2 separate regions of the Homo sapiens genome follow, and region 1 is linked to region 2. A link is an interaction called in ENCODE POLR2A ChIA-PET data of the cell type or tissue named here. Cell type or tissue: GM12878. All regions are shown on one strand. Each heading gives the region's core, and the rest is flanking DNA. Links, peaks and the distances in the headings are about the cores only. Region 1 overlaps ANKS1B (ankyrin repeat and sterile alpha motif domain containing 1B). Region 2 has its middle 13 kb from the start of SNORA53.

Region 1 (6,102 bases), core at 1,103-6,102, 150 kb before region 2:
GCTATGGAATGAATACATTTGTTCATTCCATTCCAGTCATGAAAATGTGGCCATTGTGTTTCTAATGGTAATGCAAAGCACTGCAAGGCAGGTCAAAATGGTCCACTCAGAAAGAGCAGCCTCCCAGCCTGGGTCAGGAGGGCCTTTCCTCCCTGGATGGCCTCCTCCTCAGATTCCTTACTCCTTCGTCATATTCGCCAGATGAGATGAAGCTTTATGCCTGACATACCTTGTCAGCCATTTGGGCAGCAATGCATTCAACAAAGTAAGTCCTGGAATAAATATCTAAGTGAACAAATGGACAGTGTTTCTACCATGCCTCATTCCATAACGGATTGAAGACAGCCTACATGAATAGGTATAGTAGTCTGAAAATATATATATACATACACACAAATCTGAATTAGGGAAAATATAGGCTAAAAGGAAGCTCCATATCAAGGGAAAAGTTGTAGCATCAATATACAGACCATGGAGTTGTGGAAAGGTATGGGAGCTGGGCTCTCTCTAGCTCTGAGCTTTTAGCTCTGAGCTTCCTGGAGGTCAAGGCAAAAAGGGAAATGCAGTAATTTTATGCTGCATATTTCTTTGAAAGAAAAGTATACCCCTTCCCTTCCGAAAATAGTATTTTAATAAGACTTAAGTATGAAGGAACTTTCTGTCCTAGGCCCCCATGAGGGGATACTGTGTAATAATGTCTTCACCAACATTTGTACAGTGAATCTCCAAAACACAAGATGGTGTTCTAGAGGGTGCCTCAATGAAATAGGCACAGAAGACCAGCACATTCATGAGAGCAATGAAGGTAGGATAGCCCAGTGGCATGAAACACTGGCTAATCTGAAGTCAGATCTGCACTTGAATCCTGGCTCTGCTGTATGAACTTGGCCAAGTTGTCAATTTCGCTGATCCTTAGTTTCTCACACGTAAAATGAGGATGGTCATTCCTCCTCTGTAAGGTGTTGTAAGGGGTAGACAATCCACAGAAGGCACTTAGCCTCGTCCCTAGGATGTAGTAGGCAATATCATGTGTAGTTGCTGCTGCCACTGCTTTATCATCATTATGAAAGGAAATAAAATACAGTTCAAGTTCATAGGCAGTTTGACTTCGTGCAGAGATCAAACTTTGCACAGCTACAAGAGCGGATTGACTGCATGTCTATAAGTTAATATCCACGTAACAACATTTTTCACTTGGGCTTGGCAGAAGTTGGACCATTAAAGGGTCAATTCCGCACTTGGAGTAGAAGTATTAGGGTTGCAGCTTAAAGGAAGAGCTTGATACTTCAAAGTCTCACTGAGAAGATGTTAGAATTGGCATCCAGTATGAAAACTGAAGAGCCTAAACAAGATTCTTTGCCAAATGAATGGGCAGCTTCCTGGCACATAGAGGTGAGCCATGACAGCACCTGCAGAGAGGTTCCAGATTTTGCTGGAAAGTAGTTCCCAGCCCTCTCAGCCAGAGAATGAAGAGACCCTCAGAACCCCAAGGTGATGCAGAAAGAATAAGATCCATCCTGGGCAACATGTTGAAACCCTGTCTCTAAAAAACATACAAAAATCAGCCAGGTGTGATGACACATTACCTGTGGTCCCAGCTACTCCAGAGGCTGAGGTGAGAGGATCATGTGAGCCTGGGAGGTCAAGCTTTCTGTGAGCCATGACTGTGCCACTGCACTCCAGCCTGGACAACAGAGCAAGACCCTGTCTCAAAAAAAAAAAGCAAGAATAAGACTATTTTAAACGCAAAAGACTTTCTCTTGTTTTTAATTATCAAAATGGAAAGATTATTTTATGACTGTAAACATCATTAATCCTCATTTAAATAAAGTTCCAAAATACAAAAATAGAAATCATCCAGTCTCAATACGCAGTGATAACTACTATTCACATTTGATCCATATTGCTATTTTCTATGCATATATACAGATCCTATCTATGTGTATATGTATACATATATTTTTACGTAGTCTTTTAACCCATTATTGATTTATTTATTTTATTTATTTATTTTTAGACGGAGTCTCACTCTGTCACCCAGGCTGGAATGCAGTGGTGCGACCTCGGCTCATTGCAATCTTCACCTCCTGGGCTCAAGCGAGTCTCCTGCCTCAGCCCCCCGAGTAGCTGGGATTACAGATGTGCACCACCACGCCCAGCTAATTTTTTGTATTTTAGTAGAGACAGCGTTTCACCATGTTGCCCGGGGTGGTCTTGAACTCCTGAGCTCAGGCAATCCACCCGCCTCCAGTTTTCATGTTAAATGGCTACCTAGTATTCTACTTAATCAGTCCTCTAATAATGAAAAATTTAAACACTTTAATGAATATTTTTGCACATGTATCAGTGAACCCTTGTGCCTAAGAGATTTTCAAACTAAGAAACAAAAATCTTAGTGATGTACCAGTTAAAATAAATTAATTACCTTGGTGGCTAGAGCTTTTTCTAGGGGACAGATTGCCCACCATCTATGATGCAATTTTTCTCATACTAGACCGATGAATATGCTGCGTATAGCCTCGGGGACAAGGATGCGGGAGGACAGCGAGGAAGATCTCTTTGTCTCTCCATGAGCCTCCTCTGGATGTAATGAGAGTCTTGATGGACACTTTTACTCCCCCATGTCATTCAGTGATCACTTCCTGGACATTGTCTATAGGCTAGGCATGGGACTGGCACCAGGGACACAGCCCTTAACACTTGGAAGGAGCTTGGTAAATATCTGTGGTGATGTTCAATATCCATGATTGCCTTGAAGAAACCACAGTAAATATAAGCTGACCTGCATATCTTCAGCTTGCACAAGAAAAGTGAGTTTGCATCCCTTGATTGCCTTAGGATTTATCTTTATGATACAGTGGTTCCTTAAGCTCCTCTAATGTAGCAGTTCTTAATTCGCAGATCAAAATCCCAGGCCGGGCACAGTGGTTCATGCCTATAATTCTAGCACTTTGGGAGGCCCAGGCAGGAGGATCACTTGAGGCCAGGAGCTCGAGACCAGCCTGGCCAACACAGTGAAACCCCATCTCTGCCATAAAAAAAAAAAAAAAAATTAGCCAGGCGTGCACGCCTATAATCCCAGCCACTCAGGAGGCTGAGGCAGGAGAATCACTTGAACCCGGGAGGTGGAGATGGCAGTAAGCTGAGATCACACCACTGCACTCCAGCCTAGGTAAGAGAGTGAGACCCTATCTCAAAAAAAAAAAAAAAAAAGGAAGGAAAAGAAAAGAAAAGAAAAAAGAAAAATCCCTGGGGAAGAAGAGAAGAGAAGGGAAGGGAAGAGGGGAATTCCTGTGCTTTCCAGGAGGTTTTTCCCCATTGGACTGGGACTCCCTACCCTTCTTCCTAAATAGCCACTACTGAGGATGGGAGTTGCCTCGTATCTTTTACCTCACCCTTGGGGAAGCCAAAGATGAAGAATTCCTGTGTTGATGGTCTCTGTGGAGTCACGAAGTACACCCCCGGCCTGGAGGCTGCCTCTCAGCCAGACTGGGCATGAGACCCAGGCAATGGGCCAGTAGGTGACCTCACCACAGCCAAGATGGGTCAGTCACTTGGAAGCTCAATTGGCTCACATGTTTTTTAAACTTTTTAAAACAGATTACAGAATTTTTTTTATTTTATCTTATGTATAGTTTTAAGGTGTAATGGTCAAGAAGAGTATAGCCTCTCAGAAAGAACAACTGGATTCAAATCCCAGTTTGTCTGGGTGCTGACTTCATGAGCAAGTTATTTAACCTTTCTGAGCGTAATTATCTCATGTGCAAAATGGAAGTAATAGACCTACGGCATACAGATACGGTTAGGATTGAATTAAAGAGCCCATGTTGAAGCACTTAGCATGGTGCATGGCCACATAGTAAATAATAAATGCTAGCCGGTATTGCCATTTGGTTAAATAATATTATTAGCCATTATCAGAACAATCCAGTTAGGGGGTACTGCGTATGGTATTATCCCCATTTTAAGATGAGAAAACCAAGGCTCAGAGTATGCTGTTTTCAGTAATCAACCCTCACACCTGCACCCCGTGTGCACACACACACACACACACACGTGCACACATGCACACACATGCAGCTCTCTTTCACTGGTGGTCTCTGTAAGGTAGACAATACTCCAGACCAATCGCCGTAATAAATGTGTCTCAAAAGACTTATGCTAGAAAGACCAAAGCAAGTATCTTCCAATGAGCTTATATGAGACAGGAAGAGCCAAGGTCGGAGACAGGCCAGGTTACAGCATTCGAGAGACGTGAGGTAATAAAAGTAAAACTAAATGAGTTTGAATTTATGCCCAAGGGAGGTAGTAACTGGAGATGAGAGCATGATTTTGCTGACTTCACTGCAGCACAGTGGTTTGAGCCAGCAGATGGGATGGGACACCTTAGTGCTCACTGTGATCAGTGAGCTTCCCCACAGCCAGGGCAGCCAGGGGACCGGGTGGCTCCAGGATTGGCCTCCTGGCTAAGCAGCATTCATCACAGCTCCTGGGCTCATGGGTCATCTTCCTGTTGTCTGAATGAGGGTCCAACCAGCCTTCTGCAGCATCGCATGGTGTTCCAGTTATCTCTTGCTGCGTAATAAACCACCCCAAAATATAAAACAACATCCATTTATTATGTTCACAATTCTGTAAGTCAGGGATCTGGGCTGGGCGTGGCAGTCCTGCTCAACAACATCTGGGGCCTCAGCCAGAGTGCCTGCAATGGCTGGAGATGCTGGGGCAGCCCGACTGGAGCCATCTGTCTGGGTCTTGAGTCTTCTCCAAGCGATGTCTGCTGGAGCTCCAATGTCTTTGAGACCCCTTCACTCCCAAATCTTGAGCCTGGGCTGGCCTGGCTGAAACCGTTGTTCCTGTCCAGGCAGCCTCTCCTTGTGGCTAGCTCAGGCATTCTCATAGCATGATGATCTCAGGATAGCAAGAACTTTTTTTTTTTTCCTTTTTTTTTTAAGATTGAGTCTCAGCTGGGTGCGGTGGCTCATGCCTGTAATCCCAGCACTTTGGGAGGCCGAGGCGGATGGATCACCTGAGGACAGGAGTTCAAGACCAGCCTGGCCAACATGGTGAAATCTTGTCTTTACTAAAAATACAAAAAAGTAGCCAGGCGTGGTGGTGGGCGCCTGTAATCCCAGCCACTCGGGAGGCTGAGGCAGGAGAATCCCTTGAAGCCAGGAGGCACAGGTTGCAGTGAGCCAAGATCGCGCCATTGTACTCCAGCCTGGGCAACAAGGGCAAGACTCCATCTCAAAAAAAAAAAAAAAAAGATAGATGGAGTCTCGCTCTGTCACCCAGGCTGGAGTGCAGTCACACAACCTCGGTTCACTGCAACCTCTGCCTCCCAGGTTCAAGCAATTCTCCTGCCTCAGCCTCCCAAGTAGCTGGGATTACAGGTGCCTGCCACAAAGCCTGGCTAATTTTTTTTTTTTTTTTTTTTGTATTTTTAGTAGGGATGGGGTTTCACTAATGGCCAGACTGGTCTTGAACTCCTGACCTCAAGTGATCCACCCACCTCAGCCTCTATATTAGTCTGTTCTAATACTGCTAATAAAGACATACCCGAGACTGGGTAATTTATAAAGGAAAGAGGTTTAATGGACTCACAGTTCCACATGGCTGGGGAGGCCTATGGCAGAAGACAAAGAAGAAGCAAAGGCACATCTTATGTGGCAGTAGGCAAGAGAGCATGTACAGGGGAACTCCCATTTATAAAACTATCAGATCTTGTGAGACTTATTCACTATCACAAGAACAGCATGGGAAAGACCCACCCCCATGATTCAATTACCTCCCACCAGGTCCCTCTCACAACACGTGGGAATTATGGGAGCTAGAATTCAAGATGAGATTTGGGTGGGGACACAGCTAAACAATATCAGCCTCCCAAAGTGCTGGAATTACAGGCGTGAGTCACCGCATCCAGCCAGGATGGTGAGACTTTTTACATGACTAATTCCCCCAGAGTAATGTTCCTAGAGGCCCAGGAGGAAACTGCAAGACTCCTCATGATTCAACCTCACAAATTCAGCATGTTGCTTCTGCTATATCCTATGGGTCAAGCAAGTCAGTAAAACCAGTCCAGATTCAAAGAGCAGATTCGAC
Region 2 (5,000 bases), core at 1-5,000:
GCAGTCAGCAGAGATGGGGCTATTGCATTCCAGCCTGGGTACAGAGTGAGTGAGACTTCCATCTCCAAAAAAAAGAGAGAATTTCTAGGAGAGTAGATCTTAAATATTCTTACTACAAAAAAAAATACATGAGGTGATAGATATGTTCATTAGCTTGATTTAATCATTCACAATATGTGCGTAGATATGTATATCAAAATATTACATTGTACACAATAAATATATACAATTTTAATTTGTCAATTATACCTTAATAAAGCTGAAATAAAAAAGAACTTATGTTGCCTTGTCTCACCTAGCAAAGCTCAACTGGAGGAAACTTCCTTTTCCCTTCTCCAGCAACTGAAAAACCACATCACTGTCTCATGTAGCTCATTTTATTACTGTACAGAAGACCAATTGTGAAAATATTATAATGTAAAAAATGTAATTTCCAGGGACATTTCATGAAATTTTCTTAATGTTTCCTTCTTATTCATTAGTAATTCACTTACATTGTTCTAAATTCTCTTACTTCTGAAGTCGTCTTTTACCATATGCTTTCCAGAAGAACAGTAAAGTGTAGTTAAAAAATAACATAAGGCAGGGCGTGGTGGCTCACGCCTGTAATCCCAGGCATGGATTTAGGAGGCCGAGGTGGGCAGATAACCAGAGGTCAGGAGATCGAGACCAGCCTGTCCAACATGGTGAAGACCCGTCTCTACTAAAAATACAAAAAAAGTTAGCTGAGGTGGGGGCGGGTGCCTGTAATCCCAGCTACTTGGGAGGCTGAGTCAGGAAAATCGCTGGAACCCAGGAGGTGGAGGTTTCAGTGAGCCAAGATCGTGCCACTGCACTCCATCCTGGGTAACAGAACAAGCCTCTGTCTCAAAAAAAAAATTAAAATTAAAAAGAAATATAAAATTTAAGATGAATTTTAAATGGTAAGCTTCTAATACATTTAATCATTGTGATATTATATTTTCTTATAGTGGCAGAAATCTGAAGCTATCATGGAACAATTGAAGTCTTTTCAAATAATTGCTCATCTAAAGCGTCTACAGGAAGAAATTAATGAGGTAAAAACTTGGTCCAATAGGATAACTGAAAAACAGGATATACTGAACAACAGTCTGACGACGCTTTCTCAAGACATTACAAAAGTAGACCAAAGTACAACTTCCATGGCAAAAGATGTTGGTCTCAAGATTACAAGTGTAAAAACAGATATACGACGGATTTCAGGTTTAGTAACTGATGTAATATCATTGACAGATTCTGTGCAAGAACTAGAAAATAAAATAGAGAAAGTAGAAAAAAATACAGTAAAAAATATAGGTGATCTTCTTTCAAGCAGTATTGATCGAACAGCAACGCTCCGAAAGACAGCATCTGAAAATTCACAAAGAATTAACTCTGTTAAGAAGACGCTAACCGAACTAAAGAGTGACTTCGACAAACATACAGATAGATTTCTAAGCTTAGAAGGTGACAGAGCCAAAGTTCTGAAGACAGTGACTTTTGCAAATGATCTAAAACCAAAGGTGTATAATCTAAAGAAGGACTTTTCCCGTTTAGAACCATTAGTAAATGATTTAACACTACGCATTGGGAGATTGGTTACCGACTTACTACAAAGAGAGAAAGAAATTGCTTTCTTAAGTGAAAAAATATCTAATTTAACAATAGTCCAAGCTGAGATTAAGGATATTAAAGATGAAATAGCACACATTTCAGATATGAATTAGTTTGACATTATTGAGATTAGACTAAGGTAATTTTTTTAATGGGACCTCTCATGAGAAGACTGGTAAATCAAAAATAATGATATTTTGGAGCAAAAGTCATTTTATATTTAATCCTATTTTGTACAGTAAAAATAAAACTTTAAAACAGGTTGATTTTCCAAAATAAATATGCTAAAACCTATTTTTGCAACTTTACATAGCAAGAACTTTATCCATCCTTCTGACATACATGTTGTTACCCACACACACACACACACACACACACACACACACACATAGGAGAAGCAGAATGTGCTAGTTAGCATGGGGAGATCTCGAAGGGGCAGGATCTGAATCCCCACTTGCCCTCTCTGGCTGCCAGGGAGCCCAGCATGTGTGTTTAGGGACCTAACTGAAGGGACCCCTCAGGGGACAGGGCTGCGGCATTCATTATCCAGTTAGAGGAAGAGAAACTAGAAAGGTCACAGTGAGCTGCAGGGGAAAAAAAATAAAAGCCTATCTGGGTCCTTCATGGCTTTAGGAAACAGGGAAAGGAACAGTAGTGTCTCGGTCTATTTGGGCTGGTGTATAATAGTATAGCAAGAACTTTAGGTAGCCTGTAACTAACAAATTTATTTCTCACTGTTCTAGAGGCTGGAAAGTCTGAGATCAAGGTACTGGCAGATTCAGTGTCTAGTGTGGGCCCACTTCCTGGTTCATAGCACCTTCTAGCTGTGTCCTCACGTGGTGGAAGGAGCAAGCAGCAATCTGGGGCCTCTTTTATAGGGGCACTAATCCTGTCCATGAAGACTCCTACCTTATGACCTAATCACCTCCCAAATGTCTCACATTGGATTTCAACGTATGAATTTTGGGGAGACACATTCAGGCCATAGCAAGTAGGTTACTTAATAAAAGGGGCTGGAAAGTGGCTTCTAGAGCAAGGGTTGTGGGGGAGGGTGTAGATTGAAGGGGGCTTGCCAAGCCTCAGACAGACTCTGCCTCAAAGCAACACAACTCGTCTGATGAGGATGTGACCAGAAGTAGCCAAAGCAACTAGAAGAGGAGGCCCTAAATCTGGGCGCCGTGGCTCACGCCTGTAATCCCGGCATTTTGGGAGGCCGAGGCGGGTGTAACACCTGAGGTCAGGAGTTTGAGACCAGCCTGGCCAACATGGTGAAACCACGTCTCTATTAAAAATACAAAAATTAGCCGGGCAAGGTAGTGGGCACCTGTAATCCCAGCTACTCGGGAAGTTGAGGCAGGAGAATCGCTTGAACCCAGGAGGCAAAGGTTGCAGTGATCAGACATCCCACCATTGCACTCCAGCCTGGGAGACTGGGAGACAAAGCAAGACTACATCTCAGGGGGAAAAAAAAAAAGGGGAGGGGGGAGCTCTAACAGCATTGGCAAAAGTTTTATCAATTCCAATTACATAAAACTTTAGAAAATGCAAAATAATCTAAAGTGACAGAAAGTAGATCAGTGGTTGCCTGTTGCATTAGGATTCTCCAGAGAAACAGAGCCAATAGGATGGATGGATAGACAGATGATTGATAGGTAGGTAGGTAGGTAGGTAGGTGGGTGGTGGATGGATGGGTGGATAGATTAGATAGATAGATAGATAGATAGATAGATAGATAGATTCTAGGAATTGGCTCACATGATTATGGAGGCCAAGAATCACACAATCTTTCATCTGCAAACTGGAAAACTAGGAAAGCCAGTGGTTTAATTCAGAGTGAGTCTGAAGGCCTGACAACCAAAGGAAGTGATGGCCTAAGCCCTCGTGAAAGACCAAAGGCCCAAAACCAGGAACACTGATGTCTGAGGGCAGGAGAAGATAGATGTCCCAGTTCAAAGAGTAGCAGATTCACCCTTCTGCCTTTTTTCTATCCAGGCCCTCAATGGATGGGATGATGCTCACCCACATTAACGAAAGTGATCTTCTTTATGCAGTCTACCAAGTCAAATGCTAAGCTCTTCTGGAAACACTGTCACAGACACACCCAGAAATAATGTTTTACCAGCTATCTGGGCATCCCTTAGCCCAGGCAGCTTGAAACAAAATTATCCATCACAACTGTAGATAGAGATGGAGACAGGTATAGATTACAAAGAGCCACAAGGAAAAGGAGTGAAGGATGTTTATTATCTTCATTGTGATAGATATATGTCAAAACTCATCAAAGGGTACACTTTTTAAATTTTTATTTATTTTTATTTTTGAGACAGGTTCTCACTTTTTCACCCAGGCTGGAGTGCGGTGGTGTGATCATGGCTCACAGCAGCCTTGACCTCCTGGACTCAAATGATCCTTCCACCTCAGCTTCCTGAGTAGCTGGGACTACAGTCTCAAGCCACCATGCCTGGCTAATTTCTTTTTTCTTTTTTTCTTTTTTTTTCTTTTTTTTGGTAGAGATGGAATCTCCCTATGCTGCCCAGGCTGGTCTTGAACTCCTGGGTTCAAGTGATTCTTCTGCTTTGGCCTCCCAGAGTTCTGGCATTACAGTATACACTTGAAATATTTGTGTTTATATGTGTAATCTCTCATCAATATATGTTTTTAAGTACACTATAATAACCTAAAGTAAACCCACACAGCATTAGCCCCAGTTTCAAATGCCTAGCGTGAAGGATATCCAGATCCACAGAGCTGGTCACCTCAAAAATAAGAGTTTATGAATTCTGTGTGTTTGTTGTTGTTGTTGTTGTTGTTGTTGTTGTTGTTTTGAGACAGGGTCTTATTTTGTTGCCCAAGCTGGAGTGCAGTGGCATGATCATGCCTCACTGCAGCCTCTTGTCTCCTGACCTCAAGCAATCCTCCCACTCAGCCTCCTGAGTAGCTAGGACTACATGAATTCACCACCAACCCTAACTACTTTTTTAATTTTTTTTTTTTTTTTTTTTTTTTGGTAGAGATGAAGTCTGCCTATACTGCCCAGAGTGGTCTCGAACTCCTGAAGTCAAGCAATCCTCCTGCCTTGGCCTCCCAAAATGCTGGGATCACAAGTGTCAGCCACTGTGCCTGGCGAGTTTATGAATTCTCTTTTATTTTTATTTTTTATTTATTTATTTTTGTTTTTTTGAGACGGAGTTTCGCTCTTGTAGCCCAGGCTGGAGTGCAATGGCACGATCTCGGCTCACTGCAACCTCCGCCTCCCGGGTTCAAGTGATTCTCCTGCCTCAGCCTCCCGAGTAGCTGGGATTACAGGATTGCGCCACCATGCCCAGCTAATTTTTGTATTCTTAGTAGAGATGGGGTTTCACCATGTTGGCCAGGCTAGCCTCGAA

Evidence for each region. ChIA-PET counts read pairs that join two places held together with the same protein. Peaks named below come from ENCODE experiments on the same cell type or tissue, not always from the same donor. Only the 100,000 strongest peaks of a DNase experiment are listed, where the experiment ranks them.
Region 1: POLR2A ChIA-PET joins it to region 2 with 7 read pairs; 2 of 35 experiments call an interaction of 5 or more read pairs at or near these places.

The regions. Positions count from the first base shown.
Region 1 is chr12:98,755,892-98,761,993 of GRCh38, reverse strand. All of the region lies in intron 25 of ANKS1B (ankyrin repeat and sterile alpha motif domain containing 1B), which reads left to right. Among named protein-coding and RNA genes, the nearest start is that of APAF1, 110 kb to the right of the region's middle. In GM12878, for the core only: no CTCF peak of the experiment used is centred there; no DNase peak of the experiment used is centred there.
Region 2 is chr12:98,610,312-98,615,311 of GRCh38, reverse strand. It overlaps a transcript of IKBIP not described here. Among named protein-coding and RNA genes, the nearest start is that of SNORA53, 13 kb to the right of the region's middle. RefSeq lists an enhancer at 2,314-2,503 and a silencer at 4,455-4,655. In GM12878, for the core only: a CTCF peak has its summit at 2,440; a DNase peak (open chromatin) is centred at 2,201; H3K27ac peaks cover 902 bases.